2 separate regions of the Homo sapiens genome follow, and region 1 is linked to region 2. Evidence: read pairs that join two places in POLR2A ChIA-PET (ENCODE). Cell type or tissue: Caco-2. All regions are shown on one strand. Links, peaks and the distances in the headings refer to the core of each region. The heading gives the core; the rest is flanking DNA.

Region 1 (6,165 bases), core at 901-4,900, 120 kb before region 2:
ACCAGAGCTAGCTTCTGCATCAGTGTTCTTGTCACTCGGCCTCTGGAGGTCACCTCCTACCAGCGTTGTCCACACCATGTCCTGAAGGGAGACACCACTCCTTAATGTCTCCTTCTGTGTTCAGAAAGTAGACAGGCAGGAATCACTTTTTCACTCGGGAGTGTGAGATCAAACACATGATACTTTTGCAATGTCAGTGGTTAAAGTGTTTTTCAAGGTGATGGATACAAAGCACAGGGCAGGAGGGTGCTCAGGTCTCCAAGCTTCAAGGGTGTGGACAACTGCATCTCACCGGGCTTTCCAGCTTTATGCCACAAACAATAGAAGTATGTTCCCAGCACCATCTCCTCTCCCTAAAGACCTGGCTACTGTATCTTGAGTGCTCAGCCTGGAAGCTGTGGGACAAGAACCAATTTTAGAGTAGAAAAGGGAATGAAGAACAGCCTTAGCGGCCACCTCTCCAGACAAGACATTTTCTCCCTGCCAGCCACTACGTTGTGGGTTTTACACACAGAGCAGGTTAGTGTCACAGGGCACAAAACGCAAATGTGCAAAAAGGCCACATTTTCACTTTAACTGCATTTCATTTCTACCTCAAGCCTCCATTCTGCTCAGAGGCAAAAAAGTTAATGCAATGACTCCCCAGACAGTCATTTCACGTGAAATGCAGCCAATCCAGTGCTGACTCCTTCTCTCCCAGCGCATGTCGATGTTCTGAGTGACGTGCAGGCAGCATTCAGCTGTTGGGAGAGGGGTCTGGTTGAGGTCATCTCCCGCTCTGCTCCCATGCACACCGGGGTGTGCTTCTCCTGATTCACCCTTGGGAGCTAGAATCAGTCCCCACTGGCATCTCCCAGGAAATGTGAGGGCTTGGCATCCTCTTGCACAGCAGCCTATGCGTTCTTCTGTTTCCTCTCCCCAGCCTGGAGGAGCCTGTGGCTTTGAGAGATGAAGCCAGCTGGACTTCCTGGGTCGAGTGAGGAGAACTTTTCTGTCTTACAAGAGGATTGTAAAACACACCAATCAGCACTCTGTAACTAGGATTGTAAAACATGCCATTGAACTCTCTGTAGCAAGCAGGGGATTGTAAAATGCACCAATCAGTGCTCTGTAAAAACGCACCAATCAGCACTCTACTCTGTAGCTAGCAAGAGGATTGTAAAATGCACCAATCAGTGCTCTGTAAAATGCACCAATCACTGCTCTGTAAAATGCACCAATCAGCACTCTGTAAAACACACTAATCACTGCTCTGTAAAATGCACCAATCAGCGCTCTGTAAAACGCACCAATCAGCAGGATCCTAAAAGTAGCCAGTCGCAGGGAGGATTGAAAGCAGGGCACTCTGACAGGACAGAAAGGGAACACGGGAGGGGACAAATAAGGGAATAAAACTTGCCACCCCCTGCCCCGCCCCTCCCCTCTCCCAACCCCCCCGTGTCCAACCCCCCCTCCCCTCTCCCAACCCCCACCTCCCCCCCAGCCAGCAGCGGCAACCCGCTGGCATAACCCTCCATGCTGTGGAACTTTGTCTTTTCGCTCTTGGCAATAAACCTTGCTACCACTGGGTTCCTACCATTTTTAAGAGCTGTAACACCACAAAGGTCTGCAGCTCCATTCTTGAAGTCAGCGAGACCACGAACCCCCCAGCAGGAACCAACTCAGAACACAGCTTCACCAGCTCTCACTCAGGCTCACTTCCAGCTCTCTTCTTCTGGGTACATAGATTACACTTCTCTTTGAAGTTGGGCGACCTTATGTCATGTTTGGGCTGATGAGATCTTTAGCAGAGACATCTCATCAGCCAAAACATGACATAAGGTCGCCTAACTTCAAAGGGGTGAGAAATGTATGTGTGTGACTTCCAGGTAGAAGCCTGTGAGAACCGAGGAGTAAGCCTCCACCTTCCTTTCCCTGTGTCTGGGGTATGCAGTGGCTTTTCTGGCTTCCTAGGTCTTTGGATGAGGACAATGTGAAACAGACACAAGATGTAGCAGAAGCAAGAAACAAAACCTCATTGTTTCAAGTCACATGGGATTTGGGGGCTACTGGGAACCACCTAATAGAGGGGATAATGAAGTGTTCAAATGCTCTCCTGTGCCTCTTGGGGCCAGGGGAGATAGGCGAGTTCTTGGGGACCCTCCGTACGCTGGCCACATGTCCATCTTGTGCCCACCGCTGCTACCAAGGGGCAGAGGTCTTCTCTGTACCTTTTGCTGTGATATTCAACTTCTGGGGTATGAAACACAAGGCCCCCAGACTCTCAAATTCTGAAACTCTTCTGAGGCTTCAATTATCATTTCTCACCAGAGGCAACTTGGTCTACAAAGTGGAAAGATAGGCGGGGCACTGTGGAGTCCACCCACTACCCACACCCGGACCTACCCCTCTGGTTCCCTCTCCACCGACTTTGTCTCAGACATTGATCTAGATCCAAAAGGCGCATCAGGCTGCTAGCCATTGATTCTCTTTCTAATGCATTGTTTATGGCATGAACTTTATGGCTATCTCCTCAGAGGGTAACCTTTTTAGATTCTCAAGCTTATGCTCTTGCAAATCCAAAGCATTTTCTCTCAAGACTATTTCCTTTTCCTCGACAACTTATTTTTTAAAATCATCAAAGAAATATATGTACATGATTAAAATCAAAGAGAACCACAAGCCTTGTGATGAAAACGGACACTTTTAACTCTTTGCCATTCTAGTATTTACAGCCTTAATTCTAAATAATATTATTAAAATATTATTTCTTGATTTATCCATTTTAGACATCATCCAATGACTTCTTACTATGGAAAACGAGCATTTAGTATCTTGCATCTTCTCAGCCCCTCAGTCTGCAGTCCCTCCTCCTCCACCTTCCCAATACTGACTAGATCAATAGTCTGCACTTAACAGTATGATGGTCAGGAACTGTGATTTCATTTATTCCTCACTTACAATTTTAATTTTTCCCCTGAATCTAATAATCTAGTAACACTAATAGTTATCATTTGGATAGCTAATCATTTTTGTTTGCTTGGTTTGTTGTTAATTCTTCCTTAATCCTTCAACAGAATTATAAAACCTTTCTGAATATTATTGTCTACCTACATGACCAAACACATCAGGTAACTGATCCATTCCATCTTTTTCCAGGATATTTCTCTCCTAAGCCTTCAGTCCTCCTACCGAGAAGACTGAGATTGTGCTGGTCCCCACATGCCTCTGCCAGAGGTGGCCTGTGCTTCTGTCTGCTTTGGGATGCTCTGTTCCCTGGAGCCCCTGTCTTCCTCATTCTTGGTATACCGCTTTATTTTCCTCTAATAACTCAGAAGAAAGGGTACATGAGAGTAGATGTTTTTAAATCATGCCTCACAAGAGAGACATCCTCTCTCTGGATGGATAATTTAGTAAGATAAGAGTCATTTCCCCCTGAATTTCTGGCTTCCATTATGGCTCTGAGAGGCCCCTATGAAATTCCAATTCTCTTGCCTTTGCATGTGAACTTTTCTTCTCCTCTCTGGAAGCCTTTAGTACCGTGTCTTGTTATTAGTGTTTTAATATTTCAGCAGTGTGTTTTAGTGAGGGTGCTTTCTCATCCACCGTGTTGGGCATTCTGTGGGCCTCTCAGTTTAGACATTCATATATTTCATAATCAAGCTGTGCACTTCAGATTTGTGCATAGTATTTATATTTGCATGGTGTTATATTTGCATATCAATAACATTTTTAAGAACAGGAAAGGGGAGAGCCTACTTGGAGCTCAAGAGCTGAGCTGTTAACCCTTTTGTAGCTATCCCCCACAAATCCCTCCCCGAAGGCCACACACACTTTGAGAGAACAGAGGGCAAAGGTGATAGAAATTGTGGTTGGGAAGGAGCGTGCATATGGGGAGAAACTCGGCTAATATATTGCAGAATTCTGTCTTGCCACGTTTACCTGGTTTATTTAGGCCTTACAGTTGCTCTGCAAGGTTGGTGTTATTATCCCCAGTTTACCAATGAGAAAATCAAGACTCAGACCATTTGAGGAACTTCTCTAAGATCCCACTGCTAACTCAGCTTTCAGCCTGATTTGGAGTCTTGCTGACCCTGAAGCTCTTCTTCTTCTTCTTCTTTTTTTTTTTTTTTTGGCTGAAAACGTTTCAAGTTTTATAAACCCACAGATCAAAGGCACTGAACAAGCAGCCTAAGCGCATAGTGTAAACACAAACAGAACCTCACCAGGGCACTTTGTAATCCAGTTTCTGAAAACCAGTGACAAGAAGAGTATCGTTAAAAAGAGACAGAGAGGGGGATAAAAAAAAAAATTAAACAGAGGAACAAAGTCTCAGGCAAGGGGCTGCTTATCAGAAACTAGCAAGCCAGGGGACAATGGAATGATATATTTTGTTTTTTTAAACTTCACATTCTTAATCAATAGAAAGAATAGGCCACCAGCTGCTGAAAGGAATGTTCTGTGAGTACCACATGTCAAACCTCAGACTTGAGATCCTTTTGTTTTTTACTTTCTCTCTTTCTGTTCCCTTACAAGGATGGTGAATCTTCTAGGTAAACTCAGATGAAAACCTAAGCTCTCTGAGGCCACAGAAAAGTATTGTTTTCTTCCATGGAATCCAGCAAAGATTAGTAATCTAGAGAATACGTTTTTAATTGACTAAGAATGATCTTGTTCTCCTGCCCCTGTGATTCTAAGCTTATATTGTATCGGCATTGACCACATCTCCATAACTTTGGAGGCTGGCAGAGAATACCCCACTGGATCCCCTTCCTTTTTAAAAACAGATTTCTTTTGGAGGTGATCTGGGACTCCTTCACATAAACAGGAAGCATGAACAAACCTGCTGAGTCCCTGTGGGTTTTCCCCATTGGGCTAGTTGTCATTTTTCCAGCTGATTCCCAAATGTTTCTTTTCCAATTCCATGGTGAAAAGTAGGCCGGGCACGTTGGCTCACGTCTGTAATCCCAGCACTTTGGGAGGCCAAGGTGGGCGGATCACGAGGTCAGGAGATGGAGACCATCCTGGCTAACACGGTGAAACCCCGTCTCTACTAAAAATACAAAAAATTAGCCGGGCGTGGTGGCGGGCGCCTGTAGTCCCAGCTACGCGGGAGGCCGAGGCAGGAGAATGGCGTGAACCCGGGAGGCGGAGCTTGCAGTGAGCCGAGATCGCACCTCTGCACTCCAGCCTGGGCGACAGAGTGAGACTCCGTCTCAAAAAAAGAAAAAAAAGAAAAGTAAACTAAGCATTTTGATTTCTCTAGTGACACAGAAGTCTCAATGAAGTAGAACTATTCATTAGTGTAATAAAAATCCAATGGAAATGGAGGTAAATATTTCCCTGATAAATGAAAACTGCAATTGGATTCTCTTTCCACAATTAAATTTGCTAGCTTAGTATCCTGGTTTTGCAACATGGTGATTAATACATTAAACCCATTAAACCCTAAGTAACTCTTTACATCTGTTTGCATATTTTTTTTAGAAGCGCACACAGAATTAGTCTGAACCAAAGGTGTAATTTATTTGTCTGCAGTCTGAGTCACCGAGTTCCCTCAGGGTGTCTTTCAACTTGTTTTTTTTAAATCTCTATGGAGTATTTTTTTTTTTCAAAACACATGATCTGTTTAGAAACAGGCTACCCAGCACAGAACCAAACCTGTTCTACTGTTTTCTATTTTAGAATTTGCTTACATGACTTAAAAAATTTTAAGGCTCTGTATTTTACATGTTTTCACAGCTCTGAATTGAGAAAAGTAATGCAAGCTTGTCTGACCCATGGCCCACCGGCCACATGCAGCCCAGAACAGCTTTGAATGCAGTCCAACACAAACTCGTAAACTTTCTTAAAACACTACGAGATGTTTTCGCAACTTTTTTTTTTTTTTAGTTCATCAACTATCATTAGTGTTAGTGTATTTTGTGTGTGGCCCAAGATAATTCTCCTTGTTCCAGTGTGACCCAGGGAAGCCAAAAGGTTGGACATCCTTGAAGTAATGAAAGTTGATACCATGGCTGCTTTATGGCAGAAGTCAGAAATTGCCTCCCTCCATTGATGTGCTCGTTAGTATTGGAAAGGCAAATCAAGAAGTTAGGAGAGGCTGCCTTCACACAGCCTTTCAAATATATGAAGTGTTATGGAATTACAGCGTTAGATAATATTTTACCTGAAGTTCCAAAAGAG
Region 2 (6,165 bases), core at 977-4,976:
TCCCTTCTCCTTCGCTCTCCAGCCTGAGGCTTGTCTGCCCTCCAGCTTGGGCCACCGCCACCCTGAGCAGCCTTTTCTGCCTCCCCTTCCTACCTCCCCTGCCTTGGGTTTCTAAACCCCTAACCGTGCACTGTCAGGGCACACTGGCTTCCCTGTGATGCTCCCAGCTAATGTCAACCCAGATCATTAATAAATCCACCTCGTCAGGTAATGAGACACCCGGGAGGGGTGTGGAAAGGTGTGAGTTCTTCAAGCCGATTGAAGTCCCCTCATCAGTGACCACAGGAATGGGCATGAATGGGGAATTTGAGAGCCGCATCATTTAGAGTGAGATGTGTCACATCTGGCAGCGTCCTGCTCAAATGCGGGGCTTGGGTGTTTGTTGCAGTATCTTGGCAGCCTAATAGGCTATTCTGTGGATGTTCTTTTTGGAAAAGAACTGTGAAAAAAAATGAGATGACCACATTTCCCTTTGCAGTATTCTAGCTCTAATACGTCTCTCTGTCCTGGTAACAGAGTGCTCTCTGAGGAATGTTGTTTGTTTTGAGGACAGGGAGTTTTTGTTTTTCATATGGGCCAGTTGCAGGCACATGTGTTTGTGGGCAGCCCTGGTCAGGAGTGGCTGGCACTGAGCATGGGCTGTGACTTCAGAGGACTTCCCCAAGGAGCCCAGACTTGTAAGGGAACTCAGACAATTAGCTCCAACAGTAGGGGACAAAGCTAATTTTTAGTAAACTTGTCAGTTGTGTGGTTCAGCTAAGGCACCTGTGTTTTACAACTTTCTGTTTGATCATGGTAAAATACACATACCATAAAATTTACCATCTTAACCTTTTTTTTTGTTTTTTGAGACAGAGTTCTGCTCTGTCGCCCAGGCTAGAGTGCAGTGGCACCATCTCTGCACACTGCAACCTCTGCCTCCCAGACTCAAGGACTTCTTGTGCCTCAGACTCCCAAGTAGTTGGAACTATAGCCATGGGCCACCGCACCCGGCTAATTTTTTTTGTATTTTTAGTAGAGACAGGATTTTGCTGTGTTGGCCAGGCTGGTCTCAAACTCCTGGCCTCAAGTGATCCACCCACCTTGGCCTCTCAAAGTGCTGGGATTACAGGCATGAGCCACCGTGCCCAGCCCATCTTAACCATTTAAGTGTATGGTTCAGTGGCATTAAGTTCATTCACCCTCTAGGGCACCCCTCACCACCATCCATCTCCAGAACTCTTTTCATCTTCCCAAACTGAAAGTGCACCCATTTAACAACAAATTCCCATTCTCCCTCCTCTCCCCAGCCCTTGGTAACCGCCGTTCTCCTTTCTGTCTCTATGGATTTCACTACACTAGTGCCTCATATAAATGGATTCATACAGCATTTGTTTTTCTGTGACTGGCTTATTCCACTGAGCATAATGTCCTCCATGTTCAGACATGTTGCAGCAGATATGAGAATCCCCTTCCTTTTTAAGGCGGGATCGTATTATATCGTATGGATAGGCCACATTTTGTTCACCCATTCACACTTAGGTTGCTTCCACATTCTCGCTATTGTGAATACTGCTGCTGTGAACACATGTGTGTGTTTTTGAGTTCCTGCTTTCAGTTCTTGAAGGACTATACCCAGAAGTAGAAATGCTGGATCATATGATTTGGGGGACTTTTAAAATCACTGTGTTCTTTGGAGGCTATCTGTGAGGTTCTGGCTTAACTTACCATAAGCATTAATGAATAAAAGTTTTTATTGACATTTTTAAAAATAGAAATAACAAGCAAAAAGAATGTGGTAATTATTTGGTAATTAAGGTTCAAGTTCAAACTAGGTAGTGTGATGATGAAACCAAAAGGCAGCTCTGTTCCGTGATTTATTTTCTTTGTATCATTATCTACCTCCATGTTTATTCTTGCCACCAGGAAAATGTGTTTTTTAAGTGATTTTCCCACTGATATGATTTAGAAGTATTTATAAAGTATTTACAGCATTCGTAATTTTTACTTATCTATACTTTTAAAGGATTAAGAAACATTCTTAGACAGAAATGCTTATTTAACATGAGTCTGAGATTAAAACCTATTTTTATAAAGCAGACGTATGATAGGAGATTGTTTACTTTAGAGAAGGAGCAACCACTTTGCAAAGATTCACTGTGAGATGTCTTTACAATTGCAGCCCTACAGGTGCATGAATATTTAATTCAATGTACTAAAAGTCAATTTATACAAAAATGTTTTCTCCTGCTTGTAGCAGTCTATAAGCATCTGCTATGATAATGAAGCACCTCATGCAATTTTGGCCTGGCACCGTTTTTGTTCTTCTCAAGTAATAGGGGTGTACATCATTACTGCGGACATCCGGGAGCTGGCACCGGTCTCAACCCAGCAGAAACCTGAGGGACTTTAGGGTACCAGAGGAAGCTGATGTTGCCACAGCCAGAAGAATCTTGTAAAAAGGCAGCTCTGATCATGTCACTTTACTCCATACCATAAATCCTTCAAAGGCTCTCATTGCTTTTAGAATAAAGGCTTTCTGTGGCTGGTCAGGCGCATAGTAGGACCTCAGGGGGCCCTCTCAGCCCCGTCGCCCGCCCCCACCTCACTTGCTCTGCCTGTTTTGCTGAGCTGGTATCAGTTCCTTGAAAACCTTGCAATCTGTGTCATCACTGGACTTTCGCCAGAACACTCTCCTGTGACTTTTTCTCAGGGTGAAGTTTGCTCATAAAGTCCTCAGATAAGGTTGGCGCCACTTTTTCTAGGGATTTTCTTCTGACCCCTCACATCAGAGTCAGAGGCCCCTCCTCCGTGTGCCTGTAGCACTCTCCACTGTCCTAGTCACAGAATCATAGCGCTCGTCACACTGACTCTGTGTTCAACATGGTTTGGTTTTATTTAACCACGGAGTAGATATAAAAATACTAATAAGATATATGTCAGCTATAAAGGATTCTACACCGTGCACGTTCATGTACTCACTACCCGGCTTTGGTGCCTTTCAGGCACCCTGGGTGTCCCTCCCCAGCCCCACCCTCAGAGAAAAAACCAGCCAGAATTTTGTGTTATTTGTTCCCTTTTCTTTATTATTTTACCTCATCTGTTAGTATGCATAAACAGTACATCATTTAGTTTTGCATTTTTAATAAGTCAAATCATACCGTGTGTGTTCCTCCATACGTTATCTTTCACTCAGCATTATTTCTGAGATGCCGCCTGTGTTGATCTTTATAGCTTTATCATTTGTTTGTTTCTCTGCTGTCTGAATATGCTGCTATCATTTGGGCTGTCATTGCTTTTATACATCTCTCTATTCCTTCTCTTTCCCTTACACCCCCATCTTCACCCTAACACACAATTTTAGTCTCCAAAAGGAGTTTATCTTGCTCGTTGTTATGTCTTAGGATCTGGCATAAGAAAATGTTTGTTAAATGAAGTGCATACCCTTTGGTCTGAGAGTCTGTCTGTAAACAATGAGTGAGTTTACCATTCCATCATTCCATCAGTAATCAGCAGCAATGCCCTTCTTTGGCAAGAGCTCTTTCCTCCCTACACCTTCCCTTGCTATAATACTAGACTAGGACTCAACAAACTTTTTCTGTAATGTCCCAGATGGCAAATATTTTAGGCTTTGCAGGCCATATGTTTTTTGCCACAGCTACTTAATCCTGCCACCATAACATAAAGCAGCCATAGATGATATGTAAACAAATGGGTGTTACAATAAAGCTTTATTAACAAAAGCAGGCAGTGGGCCAAATTTGTCCCACAGGCTATAGTTTGCCAACCTCTGTCGTAGATGACTCACCTGGTTGGAAGGAAGGACAATGTTGCTACTAGGTCAGAGATGGGAAACTTTGATCACAGAGCCCAGGGGGACTCGCCCAGTCTATTAATAGTACAGGCAAGGATAAAGCTGAGCTTGTGATACCTCATAAGGCCTTGAGGCAAAATAAAAGTTGAGGGAGAAAGGTAGCAATTTTCAGACTAGGGCGTAAGTGCATCTTAAGGGTCAGTATGTTATGCATTGTAAACTACGTTACAAAGCCACAACTAAAAATACTACCATGAGATTTGAATTTTAGGCTGGGACAGAGTTTAGCTATTCACCTCACTGTCCTTCATCTGACACTTTCTTCCCTGATTCATCTCCAGCATCTGAGGCTTGAGCCTGGCTGGCTGTGCATACTGAGGACTAAGAGTTGGTGGCTCAACCCTGTCACTCTGTCAAGCATGCAGAATAGATTCTCATGGAGAAAATATTGACTTATCTTTGTTGAACTGAGAGAGCAGAGCAGCATCCTTGAAGAGCTCTAAGTACAAGTGGAGGATCCACCTCCACTGAGTTATTCCCCTTATGTTAAAGTGGACCCCCTTGTCATCGTGACATCAGGGTAAGTGAGGCGGAACATTGCAGGGAAAGAGCATGGGCCTGGGGCAGACAGATGGGAATCTGGGTCACTCATAGTCTTCTCATTCTTTAAGCAGGGTGCATGCCTGTCTCACAAAATCATTGTGAGGGGTGTGTCTTGCTCATGGTGGCAGCAAATGAGTCTGAAAGGAGCGTGGCTGAGGGAGGCCAAGAGGATGCTGATAAGAAAAGGAACTAGGGACTTTACTGTGCACTGCCAGGCATTGTTCTAGCTCTTTTCTCCTGATTCCATTCTCACCATAAGCCTGTAAGAAATAAATTCCACTACTGTCCCCCTCGCACAGATGGTAAATGGAGCAGAGAGAAGGCAGGGCGCTGGGCCAGGCTTGCTTGGCTGGAAGGCTGTAGAGCTGGGATTGGGAGCACAGCGTGTCTGGCTGGAGAGTCCCCACTCTTCTCTGCGACATGGTTTATCACAGTGGCTGTGCTGATATTTTAAGCCTGGCTGTTGTTAATTTTTATTGGGGACTGGTCCTGAAACGCCTCACCACTGAGGCTACTCAGTCAGCCCCATTCTGCTGTCCTGTAGTTAGTTGATCCTGCCCAACCTATGGCAGAATAGACAAAAGGTGTCCTAGGGAAAGGTCCCCAAAAAGATCAGAGTATAAAGTTGAAGATGGCTGAGCCCCCACTGTACTACAGTGCTGTGGTTAATGGGCAGATGGACCTCACTAAGGCAGGCTTCTCTTCCTCACCTCCCCACAGAGAGGCCCCAGCAGGCTGGGGAGATGTGGTGTCCCCATGCCTGGCAGAGAGATAGCCACGGGAAGGGACTTCAGTTAGTCCTTTTGATGGTTCTCGGGCTCTGATGAAGGAGACACAGAAAGTGGCCTAGAGACATCAGCCATTCCCCTAAGGACACAAAGCACCCAGGACGTGGTGTCAGTGCCTTCACATACGAGGCATCTCTGAAGCAGTTTCAAAAAGTTGAAGAGATTTCAAAATGCCCATGAGGTTAGGCAGATTCCTGTGACTGGTCCTGACCAATGAGCTGCGAGTGGAAGTGACCTGTCACTTCTGGGCTGGAGCATTCAGTTACCTGTAAGAGACCTGCTAGGCCTCCTGGATGCCGGCCAGCAGCATTCACAATGGTAGCTGCTCCGTCAGCCTGCATCCCCACGTGACAATGACAAGCAGAGACCCACCAGCCCTCAATAGGCATGTATTGTGAATAAGAAATAAGCTGTTGGCATTTTCAGCCTCTGAGATTTTAAAAAGTTGTTACTTCAGTGCAACACAGCTTGTGGCTGATACACAAACTCACTGCAGTTTTCCCCGTCCTTGCTAATAGCTTGATTTTTTTTTTTAATAACTTAATGTGAGTTAGTACTAGCATGAAAGGATGTTAGTGTTGACTTTGGGTGTATAGAGTTTTGTAGAGAGTAAATAGGAAGTTCCAAAATAGAGTCCGGTTTCACAGGACTTTGTACATATTGATTTAAATCTACCGGAATGCCTAGTTTCATGATAATGTCAATAAATGTTTGATTCATTGGTCAGGCCATTGTTGGGCCACTCAGATGTATGGAAATACTATTAGCTGATGCATCCAAATTAGTTATTCCCTGGAATATTCTTCTTACCAATTCCTTATTATTGTGGTTTGAAATAGTTCAGCCTTATACTACTATCTTACTTAACTATGTCAAGATAGGTTAGTGGAGGGGTTATAGTCAAGGCTATCATGCCTGTTCACCCAGACCAATTCATTTCAGTTTGAAGCTTTCATCTAAATGTTTCTAAAGCCTGCTCAC

What was found. Peaks named below come from ENCODE experiments on the same cell type or tissue, not always from the same donor. Only the 100,000 strongest peaks of a DNase experiment are listed, where the experiment ranks them.
Region 1: POLR2A ChIA-PET joins it to region 2 with 5 read pairs; 2 of 35 experiments call an interaction of 5 or more read pairs at or near these places.

What each region holds. Positions count from the first base shown.
Region 1 is chr6:3,500,183-3,506,347 of GRCh38, reverse strand. No RefSeq gene overlaps it. Among named protein-coding and RNA genes, the nearest start is that of SLC22A23, 46 kb to the right of the region's middle. In Caco-2, for the core only: no CTCF peak of the experiment used is centred there; no DNase peak of the experiment used is centred there.
Region 2 is chr6:3,380,199-3,386,363 of GRCh38, reverse strand. All of the region lies in intron 3 of SLC22A23 (solute carrier family 22 member 23), which reads left to right. Among named protein-coding and RNA genes, the nearest start is that of SLC22A23, 74 kb to the left of the region's middle. In Caco-2, for the core only: no CTCF peak of the experiment used is centred there; DNase peaks (open chromatin) are centred at 2,673 and 3,823.